Regions from separate parts of the Homo sapiens genome. Here region 1 is linked to region 2. Evidence: read pairs that join two places in POLR2A ChIA-PET (ENCODE). Cell type or tissue: Panc1. All regions are shown on one strand. Each heading gives the region's core, and the rest is flanking DNA. Links, peaks and the distances in the headings are about the cores only.

Region 1 (10,882 bases), core at 1,511-9,510, 530 kb before region 2:
TACTCCTCCTTTCCACCCAGCTCAGCCCTGTCCTTCCTAAACCCTCCTTCAGGCTTGGTGTCTTTCAGTAGCCAAATAAATTTCAGAGCACGGAGATGGGAGCCAGCACAGATGAGGTCCAGGCATTTTTTAAGGGGTAGAGTGAGATCAGGAGTCACCCTGTTTCTTCCCTCCCCACCCAGACTCCACACAGCCCTGGGCTGTGAATCACTGATTCAAAAGGGCCATGAAGTTAGGCAAAGGTGCAGAACTGTTATGGGGCTGGAGGAACATGCAGGTGGCATGAGGGCCATTTGGGTGACAGCAAGAGGAAGCAGCGCTGCTCACTCCTTCTCCAGGTAGGTACTTTGAGGGGTTATGAATTAGGAATGTGGGTGTCATATATTTGGGACCTAGCTTTGCATGAACTTGAACTCAAATGTTCTTCAACATAACAGCTACAACCTCCCTGGGGGCCGCCCCTGACCCCCACCTCTCCTAAGAAATTTGCAGCCTGGGCCAAGGTTTTTCTCTTTGGCTCCGCTTGGAAGTGCAAACCTTGTGGATTTGAGATGAAACATATGCTGTTCTGGAATGTGGCTGTTAGCCAAGGGAATGCTCAGAGGCCCCTGCAAAATTTGTAGCCATCTGCCTGGGGTTGAGCTGGGGGGGTTGTGACAGAGCATTTGGGGCTGGGAAGGAGCCATGGAGGCTGAGGGTACCTTCCGTTCCTCTACCCCACTTAGGACCAGTGCCTCTCTTATCATTCAAGTGGATCTCAATGTGCTGTATTCCTCCCCTGGGGAGACCCAAACCAGACTCACCCTCAGATGCCGTGGGCCGAGTGACTGGCTCCAAAGGGAACAGGTGCCAATTAGAATGGCATTTTGCATATTCTTTGAATGTTATTCATTTCCTGCCAAAAGACACAAACTTTCCCTCCTCCCTGCCCCCGTCCCGGGAACCCACAGTGTTTTCCGTTCTTCCTCTCCAGCTCTGTTCCACTCATAGTCCCCGTTTCTCTGGGGATTTTGCTGACCCTTCTTCTGGAGCTTCTCTTGGCCTCCCAGGCCCTGATCATCAATGTGGAAACCCCCCAGTAGATGCGTCTTCAGGCCCAGACTTCCCTCTTTGGAGTGGCCAGACAGCAAATGCTCAGACCCCCTCCTCCCCGTCGAACAAGCTCAGAAATCAGTTGCCCGGGAAGGCCCTGCCTGGACTTTCTTGAATAGCTGCAGGTCTAGGCTGGAAAGCCCCTGAGGAGGACTTATCACAGGGACTGGGTGTGTTGTGGGAGAGAGGCAGCTGGCAGAGGCCCCACCAAATTATGGGTTAAAGAGCTCCATTTGAAAGCATTTCTGGGAAGTTGTCAAGTGGAGATGGGGGAGGCTTAGGGAAATCTTAGGGATTGAAAAGAACCCTGGAGATGATTTCATTCAATGCTGTTTATTATTATTAATAACAATGGTTTTTAAATTCATTTTTAACTTCTGGAGAATCTAAGACCTAGAGGAAGAAGGTCGGTTCCCCGGGGTCATGGGGGTTAGCAGCCGAGCTGGATGACAAGCCAGGACTGCCAACTCCCAGTCCAGCGCTGCTTTCACAGGACACTGTCTCTGTAAGTGCTCTTAGGAGAATGTCACCATGTCCCCAGCATGCTGTGGAGGTGGCAGCTGCATCAGTGGACCTGCTGCTTCCCTGGCCTTTGAGCTCCAAGCCCAGCCTCTGCCGAGACAGTCACTGAGGACGGCTATTACCTGTCCCTCGGGTGAATCCCAGAACCACACAGGGGGTGCATCAGGCACACCTTGGGTGGAATACCAGCTTGGGTTGCTTCTCAGAGAAGTTGTTTCCCACTTTCAGCCCCTGCTACCTTATATGTGTTTCATACCACATGCTCTGCTCCTCAGCCGCGGCTAACTAGACCAGGAATAAGTACCCAAGGCCAGCCAACGTGTTGGCAATAAACAGCCATCCGGTTTTTCTCTCTTAAGAGTTTGAAATTAAAAAGCAGACTCTGTTTGGTCATAGGGAGCTCAAGTAAATGTCATGATCAAGGAGGACTTACTTGTTAGGGCCATGTTATAAAACCATAGGCAAACCAAAGTCACGAAGAGAGAAAGGCTGAGCCAAGAGACCACAGCCCAGGAGGAGAGAGAATGACGAGGCCGGGTACTTTGCTTAATTAAAGTCTCATATCCCTCATAGTTATCTCTACATCCACTTTTCATATGTGTTCCTGTGAACTGAGTTCTGCCGCTTGTGACTAAAAGCACTTTGGCCAGATGTGATGAGGTTGGGAGCATCTTCGCAAAAAGGTCCCAGATGTGATGAGGTTGGGAGCATCTTCGCAAAAAGGTCCCAGATGTGATGAGGTTGGGAGCATCTTCGCATAAAGGTCCCCCTAAAAAGCCCAAGCAATAAAAGAGTGGACAATGGCTACTAATGGCCCAGGCACATCCCCACTCTATCAAGGCAGAGCTAGGGCTTTGGAGTGGAGAATTAGGGATTGGTGATATCCAGTGGGATGTAGAGGGGAGAACTCAGCCACTGGTGGCTACTACTCCCTTCATCTTCCTTTAGGAAAATGCTCAAATGCTCTGGGGTAACCCTACCTTGAGAAGCCCTCTGCATCCTGTTTCACCTCCTTGAGAATGTGCAAATGAATGACACTCTTACCTTGAGGGGAAACCTCCAGTGTGTCCACTGCTATTGACCAGGACTATCCTCCTCTTCCCTGGAAATAACACTGTGTGTGTCTATGTGTTGGGGGATGGCAGAGGTCGGGGCTGCGGGGAACAGAGATGATGGAGGCATGGTCAGCTGATTGCCAGGATGTGAATTTCAGGGGTTAAAGGCACTCCATCTAACTTGGATCAACGATCCCAGGGCTGTTGAAGGAGATGACAGGCCCATGTGTGTGCCCACACTGGCTCCAAGCAGAGAGGAACCAGTTCTACCTCAAGACTCCCAGGCACCCCCGATCTGGAAGACAGAGCTCTATCTTGCTGCAAAGCTACATCTGCCCACCAGATGAGCAGTACCTGTAAAAACTTCCCACATCAAGCCTTGTGGGGCTAATGCCTCTTCCAGAGCCGCTGACAACAGGAAAATGATCCTAGCACTGCACTTCCCAAAGGACTCAGAGATTCTTGCCCTGGAGCCAGGAATGGGGAGTTTGATGTTGTGTTGTCCACAGACATTCCAGAAGGAAAGGGTTGCAGTAGGAGAAGGCCTGGACGAACAAGAGGAGGGACCAGGGAACAAAAGCAGATTCTCAAAGAGGTCAATATATATTGGCTAATTGCTTAATATTGGTAATAGTATTAATAACAAAAATCCCTACCATTTACTGAAGGCCTTTAGCATGCCAGGCCTCTTGCAGACATCGCTCCAATTCATTCTCACAGCCTTGCAGAATATGTATTACTTTCCCCATTCTACAGAAGAAGAAACTGCTACTCCCAGAGGGTATGCTTTCAAAGATCACAGGGCTGCCACCAAGCCTGCTGCTTCATGTCTGAGTGAAACAGAGCAATCTCCCAGATAACAGGAGACGGGTAGGTGGAAACATTTCTAAAATGGGGCTGAAGGAGAGCAAGTAAGCGCCAAACCTCGGTCCCAGCCCCTCTTGGAATTGAGTTAAAGAGAAAAGAAGAGCTAAGAGCTCAGCGTTCCTGAAAGCAGCATGGGTGTCTTTTTTAATAAACACGCCAAAGCTTGACTCTCTGAAAAGCGTGCCGTGCCTTTGAAAGTGGGCCCCTTGGAAAGCTGTGTTCTATCAGAGCTGCTATTGCTCAAAACATTTTCAGAGCCTCCTCTTGGGCAATGGCCTTCAGGGCTCACAGCACATTCCTTTGAAAATCTTCAGACCAGGCGCCGTGACTCACGCCTGTAATCCCAGCACTTGGGGAGGCCAAGGCGGGTGGATAACCTAAGGTAGGGAGTTCAAGACCAGTCTGACCAACATGGAGAAACCCCGTCTCTACTAAAAATACAAAATAGCCAGGCGTGGTGGCACATGCCTGTAATCCCAGCTACTAGGGAGGCTGAGGCAGGAGAATCGCTTGAACCCAGGAGGTGGAGGTTGTAGTGGGCCGAGATTGTGCCATTGCACTCCAGCCTGGGCAACAAGAGTGAAACTCCGTCTCGAAAAAGAAAAAGAAAATCTTCAGTGTGGCAAATCTTCCTCTTCATCCTCTGGGGCAGATTTAATTTGGGGGCAAGTGCCAGGAATCACTTCAGAGTTGAGTAAGCCAACTGGGGTGTCTTATTTGGGGTCCAAATGAAGTGCGACCCTAAGGCAGAAGAGTGCCTTGTGTGGTAGAAAACCCAGTGGAGCCCTTGGGGACAGGTTAAGAGATTAGCCCAGGAGCCCTGGAGCGAAAGAATGGCCTGCACCCTTGCAGGGGGTGCAGGGGAGGCCTTGAGCGAGATCTGAGGGCTCTTCATAGAGAGAGACACAATCAACCCTAATCAGGGCATAAGTGAAAACACACGGTCCCATAAAGTGTCCTGGGAAAGATGCCACGTTAATAAAAGAGAAAAATGCAGAGGAATGGGTGAGGAGGGAGCCGTTAAGAAATTGCAAGTGCCTATAAACTCTGCCCTGCAGCCCCCACCCCCGCCCCCAATCATGGTTCCAACTCGTTTTTCGTTAGGACTCAAGGAAAAAAATCTTAAAGAAACTAGCCCGTTTGTAGAGATAGCAGAGGACGGAGCTGGCCACCTGACTGGAGTCTTCCTCTGCTGAGCCTCTGTGTCCCCTGCCTGGCGGCTGCCCTTCCACAAGTCTCTGGTGTGACCGGCCTTGAGTTACGTTCCTCATTACATAGTACGTCTTACTAGAACTGCCGTCTGGCAGGCCAGGATGCTGGGTGCAAAAGAAGAGGGTTACAGTGGATCCGGGTGCAGCAAGGACCATTGTTTCTACTCTGGGGCATTTCTGAAACACTATTTAAGTAATAGGAGTCATTTTCTCCTTTATATCCCCAAATTGGCCTTGGGGACCAGCTAATATAGTGGCAGCTGGCCAAAGCCTTATCACATTTCCAGGCTCCAACCAAACAGGAAATGGGATTCAACTGTAGGCAGAGCGTTAGTTCTCAGGTGGGACTTCCTGATGGTCAATAATCAGAAAGCAAGCATCAGCAACAGTTCAGAGGGAGGGAGGAGACTTTGTCCGTACAGCGGAGGAACTCCCAGTTTACGGAGTAGGTTTGAGAGACACTAACATAAGCAAAAAAAAAAAAAAAAAAAAAGAGAGAAGGAATATGCCAAGGTCACTACATTGGCAAAGATTGTCAGGTAAGCATGGAATATTTAGAAATCTGGGGAAAGGCCAGGTGTGATGGCTCATGCCTGTAATTCCAGCACTTTGGGAGGCCGAGGCGAGTGGATCACTTGAGGTCAGGAGTTCGAGACCAGTCTGACCAACATAACCCTGTCTCTACTAAAAATACAAAACTTAGCGGGCATGGTGGCACACATCTCTAGTCTCAGCTGCTCAATTTGGATGGCTGAGGCATGAGAATAGCTTGAACCCAGGAGGTGGAAGTTGCAATAAGCAGAGATCACATCATTGGTCTCTGGCCTGGATGACAAAGCGAGACTCTGTCTCAAAGGAAAAAAAAAAAAGAAATCTGGAAGAAAAACAAATGAGAATGCATAGCCTAGCTAGAGTCTCATGGTATCAGTTACAGCAGTTTTAGGGAGATGATAAGTAGTCTTATAGCAGAGATGTGATGCCAGAAAAGAACTGGAGTGGCTGTGGAAATGGGGAAGGACATAGGAACGTGGTGACAACTCTTGCCATGCTTCGTAATTGTGGGGGACAGCTGAGCGGGGGAGATAGGCAGGAGAATGTGTCTTGCTGAAGTGGGGAGTTCACACTGGTACAAGTAATACCAGTAGTTTGTACAAGTGGTTTGGCTGCAGAATGGAGAGTTGTTCTTAGATTTTTGTCCTGAAAGAAGTCACCTAGGAGGCTGCAGAGTTACCTTCCCAAAGATTGAGAACTGAGCTACACTCCTGTCCTTGTGCCTGGTTGGCATGTCTGGGAGCAGTGTCTAACGGGCACTTGGTCCTTGGGGCCCCTTCCAGCTGAGGAGGTTTGACTCCTTGCTTTGAGATGATGGCGAAGCTCTTTCATCTTTCCTGCCCCCAACCCCAACTGCTGGGGGCTCGGGTCAGATGCAAAGCCGGGCTGACTGTCTTCACTCAGGAATCTGTGCTGAGACCCAAGGAACAGGAAGCAGCTGAGATGCCTCCAGTTAATACTGCAACCGGAATACCCTCCGCAAGAAGGCTCAGCCGGGAGACCTGACAGAATCGGCATTGTTCAGCCAGACAGCCGGGAGCAGCTGCAGGGCCCCCTGGGTCTCCCTAGCACTGGGGATTGTGAATAACCTTCATCCTGGGCTCACAGACATCCTGAGGAGATCAGGGAAGTGCCAGCCTGTCTGGTACCGGGTTGGGCAATAATCATTGGTCAAAGAGGATCAAGGACAGAGGCCTTTGGGTGCTTATAATCCTACCCAAAAGAGGTCACAACATGTTGTGGAAGGACAGATAAAAGAAGCCAGGAATGAAGGGACCTGTTCAGGCAGAGGTGGGGGAAAGGGTCTTCCTATCATCACTGGAGCAGTTAGCTAAACGCTCACCCTTCTCAGCCCAAGCTCCGGATGGCATTCATAGTGCAAGAGTGAATTTGCCATTGTCTTGAAAAATTGTTCCTCCCCAAGAGGGAGCCCAACCAGGAATTACATCAAAGGATCATAGTTCTAGAGCTAGAAGTGACTCCAGTGATCACGCAATTTATCGCCTTCACATTGCAAAAGTAAGGTAGAAAAGTGAGGTAACTGACTCAAAGTCACACCCCTCATTAGTGGCAGAGCCAGAGCTTAAAACCTGGATCTCCAGACTTGAAGGCCAGTGGTCAATCCATTGCTGGTCTGCATAAAGCTACTTGACCCAGCCCTCCAGAGGCTGGCATGGGTGAAGACTAAGGAGGAAGTAGCAGGAATTGGACAATATAATGGGTATACGTAAGTACAAAGTGATCAACTTACAAATGAAATGCAAAGTTACAGGAAAATGAGCCTTACAGATTTGGGAGTAGTGGAAAGAGGACTGGACTATGTATGAGTCAATAGACCTTGGTTTAGGTTCCCCTTCTACCACTTGCTCACTACGTAACTGGGAGAATTCTACTTACTATCTCTGAGCCACGATTTATTCCTCTGTTAAATGGGGCTAAAAATATTGTAAGATTCTTATGAGAAATAGCATGTGTAGAAGTACTTTGCATCCAAGAATGTGTTAGGCAAACGTTAGCTGTTGTGGTAATTACTGGGATGATCCTAGGGTAGGTTTCTGAGTTTGGAGGCTGGAATCGATTATGGCTGGGATACTCCTAGTTCTCTGAGTTTCCCAGTGGAAGAGGGAAATCTGAAAATTGACACGAGTTGCTACTTCATCTTAGCCAGCTTCGGATTCAACAACGGGAGCTGAATTAAGCAGGGAAAGATCTAAGCCTGAATGCAAGCTCAGCCACACAATGGGGAGCCTTACCATGAGGGGTCCCAGGCTCCGGTTTCTGCCCTGAGAATCCTGGCCTTCCCTGGGAGGGTGCCTCTTGCAGAAGAAATGAAGCCTGATACCTCTCAACCTGAACAGGATCCCTTGGAGCTGTCAGGAGTGGGAGGCATGGAGTCAGGAGAACAGAACAGGAAAGGGGGCTGCCAGCGTGAGGCCCACATTCTTTAGCCAAAGCCACTTGAATATGAAGGGACAGTGGGACCCACAGCATCCTCCCTCACAGGCCTGGTGGCACCACCCTTGACTTTTGATACCAGGCTTGGGTGCAAAGGTGTGTCTCAGGCATTAAACTAGAGAGTGCAGCCTGGGATACCTGGAAGGGGAAGAGTTTGGAGGTCTGTTGTGATCCAGCTCAATGCAGCAGCTTGTCCTAGGTAAGAGCCCTGCTGTGCGGGCTGAGGTCATTGCTGGCACGAGCTCCCCACTCACTGCAGACGCCTGCAGTCTGTTTTAATATCTGCAGCAACCACATTCCTGAGCAGGGTGGGTAAGAGCCTTTCTGGACAAGACTGCTTTCCACCAAAAATTATTCCAGTTCACCAGAGGCAGATATTTGAGAGAGAGCTGGATTTTTTATTTTTTAAGGAGGAAAATAAAAATTCAGAGAGAATGAGTAAAGGCAGGAACCAAGAGGAGAGCAAGGTCCTGAGGACCGGGGAAGGGAGGAGGGACCTAGGGTCGTGAGGGAGAGAAGACAGAATATACAGGCAGTGGGTGCTGGGAAAGAGCTCTCTCTTTGGATCTAGCCTGTCTAGGCCTTTCTTAGGTCCTGATGAGTTTACCTGTTACCATCACCATTCATTCATTCATACACTCAACTGACACTTGACTTCCACTCCATATGCCAAATGCTGAGCTAGGAAGACAGAGAGGTTGTATTAGCTATCTATTTCTGTGTAACAAATCCATAATACATCATGGTTTAAAACAACACACTTTTATTATCTCACAGTTTCTGTGGGCCAAGAGCCAGGGCACAACTTAGCCAGGTCCTTTCTTTAGAATCTCTCACAAGGCTGTAACCAAAATTTTGGCCAGGGTTGGCATTTCGTCTGAAGGCTCACCTGGGGAAGGATCCACATCCAAGTTCACATGTTTGTTGGCAGAATTCAGTCCCTTGATGGTTGTTGGACTGAGGGCCTCGGTTCCTAGCTTGCTGCTGGCCAGAGGATGCTCTCAAATCCTTGCCACGTAGGTCTTGCCAACATGGCAGCTTGCTTCATGGAGATATGCAAGCTGAGAAGGCTGGAGAGAGGGTCAGCCAGCAGAACGGAAGTCACAATCTTTTGAAACCTGAGGAAGGAAGTGACATCCCATTGCCTTTGCCATATTCTGTGGATTAGAAGCAAGTCCCAGGTTCCACCCACACTCCAGAGGAGGGCTTTACACAAGGGTGTGGAGGCTGGGAGACAGAGACCATCAGGGACCATGTTAGAGGCTACTTGCCCCCAAGTCAAAGTTGTTTTTGGCCTTCGGGTAACTCAGAGACAGCAATAATGACAATTATAATAGTAGTAGCAGTACAATAGTAATAATAATGGCAAAAGCAATGCATTGAATACTTACAGTATGCAGGGGCTGTACTAGCTTGTCATATATATATATAAATATATATATATTTGCTTATCTAAATAGAGGGGTATCACACACACACACACACATATACACCTGTATATACATATTTGCTTTTAGTTCCTTTTTTTTTTTTTTTTTGAGATGGAATCTCGCTCTGTTGCCCAGGCTGGTATGCAGTGGTTCAAGTGATTCTCCTGCTTCGGCCTCCCGAGTGGCTGGGATTACAGGCGCCCGCCATCACGCCCGGCTAAGTTTTTGTATTTTTAGTAGAGATGGGGTTTCACCATAGTGGTCAGGCTAGTCTTGAATGCCTGACCTCAAGTGATCCACCCACCTCGGCTTCCCAAAGTGCTGGGATAACAGGTGTGAGCCACCGTGCCTAGCCTGCTTTTAATTCCTAAGTAGGTATCATTATTATCCTCTTTTTAGGCGAGGGAACAGGGTATCAGAGAGAGCACAACAGTGAGAGATCTAGGAGTTTTTAACTCCGATTTATCAGACTTCAAAGGCTTTGCTCTTACTCTCTTCATGTACATGCCTCCCAGATGAATGGCAGTCTAACCCGAAAAGTGCTGTAATGGTCCCTCTGTTTAGGGGTACGGTGGAAGGCTTCTCAGAGGCAGTGACATGGAGGGAGCCCCCTGTAATAACAGCAGCAGGACCCGAGGGGGAGTTCAGGGAAAGGAAAGGAAAGCGACACAATCCTTTGCTCTTGAGGAGCCCTTGAGGCTCAAGTGAGGGCCAGACCCAAGGAGAAGCCTCAGGGCACTAGCTGGGAGCAGCGGCAAGTGCAAGCGAACAGCTGTTGGAGAGCTCCTAGGAGAATGTAAGCCAGTGGCTGTTTAGATTAGTTTTCTAATTGGCCGAGTGTTAGCAAAGCCTCTTGTGTATACAGTGGGAATAGTTAATCTTGTCTATTTGTATATCCACTCATGTTCTGTCACTCCCTGATCTTCTCAGCTATCTGCCTCTTACTGTGGGTTTTAAGCCAAGAGAGGGTTTAAGTCCATGGGACTCTTTCTATGCAGCCCCTAGAACCCGTGGGCAGCAGGAGGAGAGCCACACAGTAGAAAAAGGTTCAAGTGCTTCCCCCACTCCATGCTGCCCTTGTCCCCACAGGCCTGCCTGGCCATACAGCCCCACTTGTCCCCAGGTGGCCTCCCTTCCTGCAGTGCTCATCTCCCCAGCACACCACTCCAGTCACTAGAACACATACATTTGCACAAAGCAACCATATGTCACCTCGCAGCTTCATGACAAACCTGGAAGTCAGGTTTTATTATTCTAAGTGAGAAACCAGGAGAGAGGTTAAGCGACTTGCCCAGTGTCACTCACACAGCTGTGTGTGGCTGAGCCAAGGTCAAAGCTGGGTCTTGTGCTCCTTTATTCTCTCGCAAGGGCTTCTGGTCTGGCCCGTCCACCCCACACACCATGTTCACATGTTCATCATGCAATTCCTTGCTCAGGAAGCCGTAAAGCCTCCTCCACTGACTGCCGCCGCAGCCACAGGCTTCTGCCTCCCTTCCAGGGCCCTTGAGTATTTGCTTCCCTTTCCTTGCCATGAACCCATCTCCCCTCTACAGTGGGTTCCATGCTAAGAAGGCCAGGTTCCCAGACTCCCTGAGACATCCCAGGTTTCTCAGTTCCCTCTCTGATTAGACTGTTGCTAGCTTTATTTTTATTTATTTTTTGTTTCATTTTGTTTTTAAGATGGGAGTCTTGCTCTGTC
Region 2 (8,000 bases), core at 1-8,000:
GCATTTTCATGATAATTTCACAAGAGAAATCAAACATACCACATTATTCTTTGATTTAACAGTTGTCTGTTAACCCTGTGGAGCAATGTGGTTAAAGGTTTGTGCTTTACTTCCTGAAGCACTTACAATTAGATGCCATTAAGATCAGGAATCTCTGCTACTACATGGGGTCATCTGCATTAAGAAGACTGGAAATTTTAACTCTGATCACTCATCTAAACTCAACTCAACTAAATATCCCTCCCCTTCCCACAAACTTAAAGCCAAAGTAAGAGCCATGGAATTCAAACTCCACGGAGCAAATATTAGCAGACTCCTGGATGCAAACTTTAATGACCAGTAATTCTGTTGCTTCAACTAACACAAGTAGTTCAATATAAAGGCTGTGAATAAGTCGTACTCTTCTTAACAGAATCTAAGATAAATCAGTCTAGTTGGGGCTGCATAGAAAAAGTAGAAGCTGAAAACCCTACTCAGTCAAGGGCTCACCTGGAAACCCACAAAGGAGATCTGCATAGAAAGTATAGTGCCCAGGCAGTAAACAGTACAGTAGGCCACATAGATCCGGTGAGAGAAACGGCCTGTGAGCATCAGCACGAGGACGTGGAGAGGAATTAAGTTGATCAGGAACACATAACCTCCCCATGACGAGACCTATGATGGAATAGAAAAAAACAGTTCCTCTGAGTATGCCTCCTCAGACCACCACCACTATATTGTAGGATATCACCTGTGACTCTTTAAAGAACACTTATAGTAACTATAACTTTATTTATGCCAAATGGCTTAAAGAGTTCAAATAACTGATTTTTTTTTTTAAACAGGAAAATCAAGTCCTTACATGTACAGGTCACACAAAATAAAATAAATTTTAAAAAAGAAAATATAAAATCAAGTTCAAACCCATCACTGTAACTCAATCCCCTGCTCCCTTGTGGTTGCTGATGTCATGATCACATAACGAGAGGGACTCAAGCCTCAGAATTAATCTAAATGCAATCTACTGTAAGGTCACACAGAGGATTTAGGGATATGTGAGCAAGTGGAAGCAATTAAGGAAGTCTACATGTATACGTAAGTATGAACAGAAAAAATATACTGGAAAAGAAAAAAATTTAGGGGAACCTACCAGAAAAGAAAGTTGGTCAAACAATAAGTACCCATAGGAAATACAGTATTTAGAGAACTTTAAAAATTGAAAACATGTAGAAAAAGTTACCATGTAGAAATAAGCAAGGGCACACTTAGCTGCCCAACAGATGGAACCAGTCTTTACTGCCTTGATCCACATGTAGTAGGTGAGTAGCATGCAAAAGATGGCAATCCCTGCAGAAAGGACACACCAAAAATTCAACAAGAGGCCAGGCTAGTATAGTCATTAAGAATACTGTTCTGGAACAGACTGCCTGGATCTACTACCAAGTAATAGTGTAATTTTAGGCAAATTATTTACTTCCTTTTGTTTCAGTTTCATGTAAGAAGAAGTAATAGTATCTACTTCATAAAAGTGTTCTGAAAACAAATATAATTAATGCCTGTAAAGCACTTAGAAGAGTACCTAGCATATAATAAACATTAAGTAAATATTGGCCATTATTATCATTCTTTCCAAGCACTAAACATCCTGCTAGTATAGTTCTAAAGACATCTTATACTATCATTCATCATCCTGCCTCTATGTCTTAACATATAATACTCATGCCCCAATTGCCCCTTTCCTTGATATCTGCCTAATGAAGTCCCAACTTCAGGACCCAGTTGACCCTCAACCACTTCTAAAAAGCCTTCCTTGATTCTCCAGTCTGCTTTTTTTTTTTCTTAAAAAAATAAAAATAAAAACAACAACAACAACAACAAAAACAGGGTCTTGCTCTATTACTAGGCTGAAGTGCAGTGGCAATCACAGCTCACCGCAGCCTCAACCTCCCAGGCTCAAGCGATCCTCCCACTTCAGTCTCCAGAGTAGCTGGGACTATAGGCGCACACTACCATGCCCAGCTAATTTTTGTATTTCTTATAGTGACAGGGTTGCCCAGGCTGGTCTCAAACTCCTGAGCTCAAATGATCCACACACCTCAGCCTCTGAAAGTACTGGATAACAGGGCGTGAGCCACCAAGCTCAGCCCCAAATCTCTCCTTCCACTACATTCCTGAAGTACTCTGTTCAAATTTTTATCATGGCACATAGTACTATCTCCTGTCACTGGAGTTATATTTACATGTCCATTTTAATCTTCCTTAATAGATGATGGGCCAATATAACCTTATTCATTACCTATCTCTTTAATTTCTTATAATTATGCACAAAGTAATCTTAGTCATTACCTAACACTTAATACTATGTTTTCCCAATAACATTCAACAAATGTATGTTGAATTGAGAATAAGTCAATCAGTCATTAAAATTTTAAGGACATCCACTCCCTTTATGTAGGAAAATAAAGCAAATGATTATAATGTTAAAACAATAGTTAACTATTTTATGAGTGCAGAGATGAACCAAAGACTTGTAAGAAAAGTTACCAACTACCTTTCTGGAAAGGATGATGGGAAGAGAACATGAGCTTGTCCAAGATCCGTTCCTGCCCATTTCTAATATTCTCACCCAGTTACCATTTTTATTATTGCTAAACCATAGACTGCACTTTGTGAAGCTCTGTTGGATAATGAGGTGAGATGATCTTCTTCAGCATTTTAAAAGTCTTACCTTCATTATCATAGGAGCCAGCCACAGATCGGGAGATATATCCAGGAACTACAGCAATCATGGCAGCAGCAAGAAGCCCAGCCCCTGCATCCTGTAAGAAAAAAAGGGTAATAAGACATTAACACCAATACAATGCTGAGAAAGAACAGAGGATCCACTAGTCCATTCTGTTTATAATGAGCCCAGAAAACAGTCCAACAATTTCGAAGGTAGATGTGAGATGTTAGAAATGCTAGAAATGCTCACAGCACAAGCAAGCTAAAAACTTCATGACCAATTCCCCATGATGACACCAAACCTGACACTGAGAACACATATGCTGAGGACAGACAAATCAAGTGAGATGTCAAACATCAATACTGTCCCAGAATGGGCTGTTTGGCTACCAATCTCCCCAAGCTCGTAAGTCTCTACCCCTAACAATATCTGTACATCATTGGAACACCAGTCACACCTCTAAAAGCCATGCAAGGACAATCAAAGGAAGAAAATTATTATTTCAGTTAAAAAGCCAAGAAAGCTAAGTGATAATCTACCTAAACTGAAGATGCCAGGAGCTTAGGCAATAAAGCTTAAATATCACCAGGCACCCTTTGAGCTCAGGAGAAAGGAGCAACAGATATAAGCCACATTCCAAAAAAGTAAAGACTTGTCTGTTGAAAGAGTCAAATTTGGGAAAGGGCAGCAAGGAGAAGGATCAAAAAGTTTTCCAAACTAAATTCAGGCTTCCCAAACCCCCTACTAGTTTATCACCTCTCAGGTATCTCTCTAACACCGCAGCACAAACTAAGAATAGCACCCAGGGAGCCAAGGTCAGCAATGCTGAAACCTGGAAAAACAGAGTCAGCATTATGGAGTCTACTACGGAAGCCAAATGGCTTAAGAATTTTAAAATAAAAAAAAATTTTTTTTAAATCAACAAATAATTGCTGAGTACATTCCTGGTAGGAAAAACTAACCGTTTTGGAATGTTTCATGTAGTTTTTTTTTCCTCTCCCTTACATTGTGAGGACTTCAAAATCCAAACCTCACATTTTGCATTTTAAATGTTTTTTTCTTTATGTTGCAATTTACATTTCACTTTCAACTGTACTCTCATAAGGACAAACAGTTGCTAATGATAAAAAACACATATTGCAGAAAGGGGTTGGAGTGAAGCCAATTAATTTGGCCCAGTAAAAGCTGTCTTCACCTTCTGGCTCCCTGCCTTTCTAAGGCTCTGTCCCCCACCCTCCAGCATCGATTAGAGAGGCTCAATAACATTCATTCCCAAGCCTCCTGTCACCCCAAATCCTTCACCTTGAGCTCTTTGGTAAGGTGGTACGTGACGATGGTGGTGAAGGAGGAGAAGAGAGGGGCCAGGAACACACAGACATTCCGAATGTCGATGGTGATGTGGAAAAAATGGAGTACATGGTAGATTGCAGCAGAGGTGATCATTAAACCTGTAACAGGAAGAAGAAACTCCATTAGGTTGTCTTACCAGAACTTAAGGGAAAAAGAAAGGGAAAATCCCAGATACAATAAAGTGACTATGTAAGTCTTGACAAATCACCAGAAATACTAACATAGCAACTGCAGTAAGCCTATAAATTTCTCCCCTAAGGATTCAATCAGAAGTCTAGAATGTATAAAAACCACCCATCTCCACTCTACTACAAATGTACTCCTGTTTATGTAAGATGCACTTTTAGGAACCTGTAATCAGGATGAAATTACAAGTGTCACAAGACAAAGCTATTAGAAATAAAAGAAACTGGTTCTCTAGCATACAAATATTTCTGTTTTTTTTTTAAAAAAAAAAACACATCTGGTCTCCTCACCTGGGTAAATTGTTCCTCCAATGATTCGTCCCAAAGGGTACCAGGCTCGGTCATCAAACCAGTTATGGAATTTATAAAACCCCTCCTCAGCCAGGAACCTGGTAGTCCGATAATTAAAGTACCTATAGCAAGAAATAAACTTTGTTGTAAATTTGTGGTGAATTTTGCTCCTCAGGATACACCATTGAGAAATTCAGCATTACTCAATGAAAAATCAGTTTAACATCAGATATTATGCCATGAAAATCATTTTACACTACCATAAGTCTGTTTACTTCTATCTCCATGCTTGTCTCAACTAAAGCACTGCTTTTCTCATAAGGAAATGAGCCGGGTGCAGTGGCTCATGCCTATAATCTCAGCACTTTAGGAGTCCGAGGCAGGTGGATCACAAGGTCAGGAGTTCGAGACTGGCCTGACGAACATGTTGAAACCCCATCTCTACTAAAAATACAAAAATTAGCTGGGCACGGTGGCATGTGCCTGTAATCCCAGCTACTCAGGAGGCTGAGGCAGGAGAATCGCTAGAACCTTGGAGGCAGAGGTTACAGTGAGCCGAGATTGCCACTGCACTCCAGCCTGGGCAACAGAGCAAGACTCCATCTCAGAAAAAAAAATAAATAAATAAAAAGGAAATGAAACTGGAGCCTAACATTGTAACAAAGCAATCAAATGGGATACTTCAACAAGCTGACATGTGGTAGGCATTAGGACCAGTCAGAGAATTCAAGCACCATGAAGACAAAGCCACTGAGATGTGGGCACCAATAGATTTTGGCTTTCTTATTTATTTTTTTTTTTGAGACAGAGTTTCGCTCTTGTTGCCCAGGCTGGAGCACAATGGCACGATCTCGGCTCACTGCAACCTCTGCCTACGGAGTTCAAGCCATTCTCCTGCCTCAGCCTTCTGAAAGTAACTGGGATTACAGGCGCTCGCCACAATGCCCAGCTAATTTTTGTATTTTTAGTAGAGGCAGGGTTTCACCATATTGGCCAGGCTGGTCTCAAACTCCTGACCTCAGGTGATCCACCTGCCCCAGCCTCACAAAGTGCTTGGATTACAGGTGTGAGCCACCATGCCTGGCCAGATTCTGGCTTTTAAGTGACAGGAACATATTTTTAAAAATCTATACTGCACACAAAGACACATGAATAATTTCCAGTGATGAGAATCTTTAAAGATGTTGGTATACCATCATATGCAGGATGAAAAAATTTTAACCTACTTCATAACACAACTTTCTTAATCAGTGTTTAAACTTTTAACAAGGTCTACTCATGTGGTTATCTAAAATGCTTCTTATGTCACCTATATAGAAGCATAAAAATATAGATTACAGCCAGGCATGGCAGCTCATGCCTGTAAGCCCGGCACTTTGGAAGACTGAGGCAAGAGGATCGCTTAAGCCCAGTTCAAGACCAGCCTGGGCAACACAGTGAGACTCTGTCTCTACAAAACATTTTTTAAAAATTAGCCAGGCATGGTGGCACACACCTATAGTCTCAGCCACTCAGGAGGTTGAAGTGGGATGACTGCTTGAGTCCAGGAGGTCAAGGCTACAGTGAGCCATGATCACAACACTGTGCTCCAGACTGGGCAACAGAGCAAGACCCTTTCTCAAAAAAAATATAGAAAGATACACAGATACATAGACAACATGAAAAATATTTGACATAAAATGCTTAAGAGCTTTAAATGGAAAGATAGTTCTTTAGGCCCAAAATATGTAAGTCCTTAAGTTTCTTATTTAAAAAGAAATAAGGCTGGGTGAGGTAGATAACACCTGTAATCCCAATACTTTAGTAGGCCAAGGCAGGTGGATCACTTGAGCTCAGGAGTTCAAGATCAGCCTGGGCAACATAGAGAGACCCTGTTTCTAAAAAAAAATACAACAATCAGCAGGACTTAGTGGCACACGCCTGTAGTCCCAGCTACTCAGGAGGCTGAAATAAGAGGATCACCTGAGCCCAGGGAGGTTGAAGCTTCAGTGAGCCCTGATCATGCCATTGCACTCCAGCCTGGTGACAGAGCAAGACCCTGTCTCAAAAAATAAAATAAATAATAATAATAATAAGGCCAGGCGCAGTGGCTCACTCCTGTAATCTCAGCACTTTGGGAGGCCGACGCAGGTGGATCACCTGAGGTCGGGAGTTCGAGACCAGCCTGACCAACATGGAGAAACCCTGTCTCTACTAAAAATACAAAATTAGCCAGGCGTGGTGGCGCATGCCTGTAATCCTAGCTACTTAGGAGGCTGAGGCAGGAGAATCGCTTGAACCCGGGAGGCAGAGGTTGTGGTGAGCTGAGATTGTGCCATTGCACTCCAGCCTGGGCAACAAGAGCAAAACTCCATCTCAAAAAAAATTAATAATAATAACAAATAAAAATAAATAAGAGGCCGGCGTAGTAGTTAATGCCTGTTATCCCAGCACTTTGGGAGGCAGAGGTGGATGGATCGCTTGAGCACAGAAGTTTGAGACCAGCCTGTGTAACATGACAAGACCCAATCTACAAAAAATACAAAAATTAGCCAGGCGTGGTGGCGCGTGCCTGTAATCCCAGCTACTTAGGAGGCTGAGGCAGGAGAATCGCTTGAACCCGGGAGGCAGAGGTTGTGGTGAGCTGAGATTGTGCCATTGCACTCCAGCCTGGGCAACAAGAGCGAAACTCCATCTCAAAAAATAATAATAATAATAATAAATAAAAATAAAGAAGAGGCCGGTGTAGTAGTTCATGCCTGTTATCCCAGCACTTTGGGAGGCAGAGGTGGATGGATCGCTTGAGCACAGAAGTTTGAGACCAGCCTGTGTAACATAACAAGACCCAATCTACAAAAAACACAAAAATTAGCCAGGCATGGTGGCGCGTGCCTGTAATCCCAGCTACTCGGGAGGCTGAGGTGGGAGGATCACTTGAGCCCAGGAAGTTGAGGCTGCATGAGCCATAACTGAGCCACTGAACTTCAGCCTGGGTGACACAGCAAGACCCTGTTTCCAAAAAAAAGGAAGACAGACAAAAATAAACAAAGAGTCTCAAACTAGAGACAGTTTAATTACTATGGATAATCATGACTAACCGTCCTCTCTGCCCACCTCTCTAACCCTATTTCCTCCTTGGTCAGTCAAGTTTTGAAAGCTGAAGTAAACAGAAGCAACAGATGGCAGAAATCTCTATCCTTCTGTTTGTCACTGATGTTATTTTGGTGACTGTCAGAAACAGAAGAGATGAGGGTTGCAGACATCAGTATGTGTCAGAATTGTGTCCTTTAGCTACCAGTAGGAGAGGCAGAGTGAGAGAGGAAGTATAAGTTAGTAGGAATAGGTCTGGACTGCATTCACCACTCTGGGAATCAGTTTCCTCCTCTGCAAAAGGAAGTGTCAAGTCCCTTATGGTCCCTAACAGCTCTTGACGACAAAGCAGATGCTCTTGCATTCCTTGATTATCTAACATCAATATTTGCTCATTCAGA

What was found. Peaks named below come from ENCODE experiments on the same cell type or tissue, not always from the same donor. Only the 100,000 strongest peaks of a DNase experiment are listed, where the experiment ranks them.
Region 1: POLR2A ChIA-PET joins it to region 2 with 10 read pairs; 3 of 35 experiments call an interaction of 5 or more read pairs at or near these places.

What each region holds. Positions count from the first base shown.
Region 1 is chr11:126,129,575-126,140,456 of GRCh38, reverse strand. It overlaps LOC105369591, which reads left to right. Exons shown (of 4, transcript XM_017018656.2): 1 at 1-338. The coding sequence starts at 112. LOC124902784 (a long non-coding RNA gene) reads right to left here. Exons shown (of 2, transcript XR_007062938.1): 2 at 8,497-8,871. It overlaps LOC124902783 (a long non-coding RNA gene), which reads right to left and starts at 4,967. Exons shown (of 3, transcript XR_007062937.1): 1 at 3,326-4,967; 2 at 3,024-3,214; 3 at 2,640-2,768. In Panc1, for the core only: no CTCF peak of the experiment used is centred there; no DNase peak of the experiment used is centred there; H3K27ac peaks cover 442 bases; H3K27me3 peaks cover 429 bases.
Region 2 is chr11:125,598,955-125,606,954 of GRCh38, reverse strand. STT3A (STT3 oligosaccharyltransferase complex catalytic subunit A) reads right to left here. Exons shown (of 18, transcript NM_152713.5): 4 at 4,531-4,652; 5 at 4,007-4,152; 6 at 2,708-2,798; 7 at 1,220-1,326; 8 at 490-654. Among named protein-coding and RNA genes, the nearest start is that of STT3A, 10 kb to the right of the region's middle. In Panc1, for the core only: no CTCF peak of the experiment used is centred there; no DNase peak of the experiment used is centred there.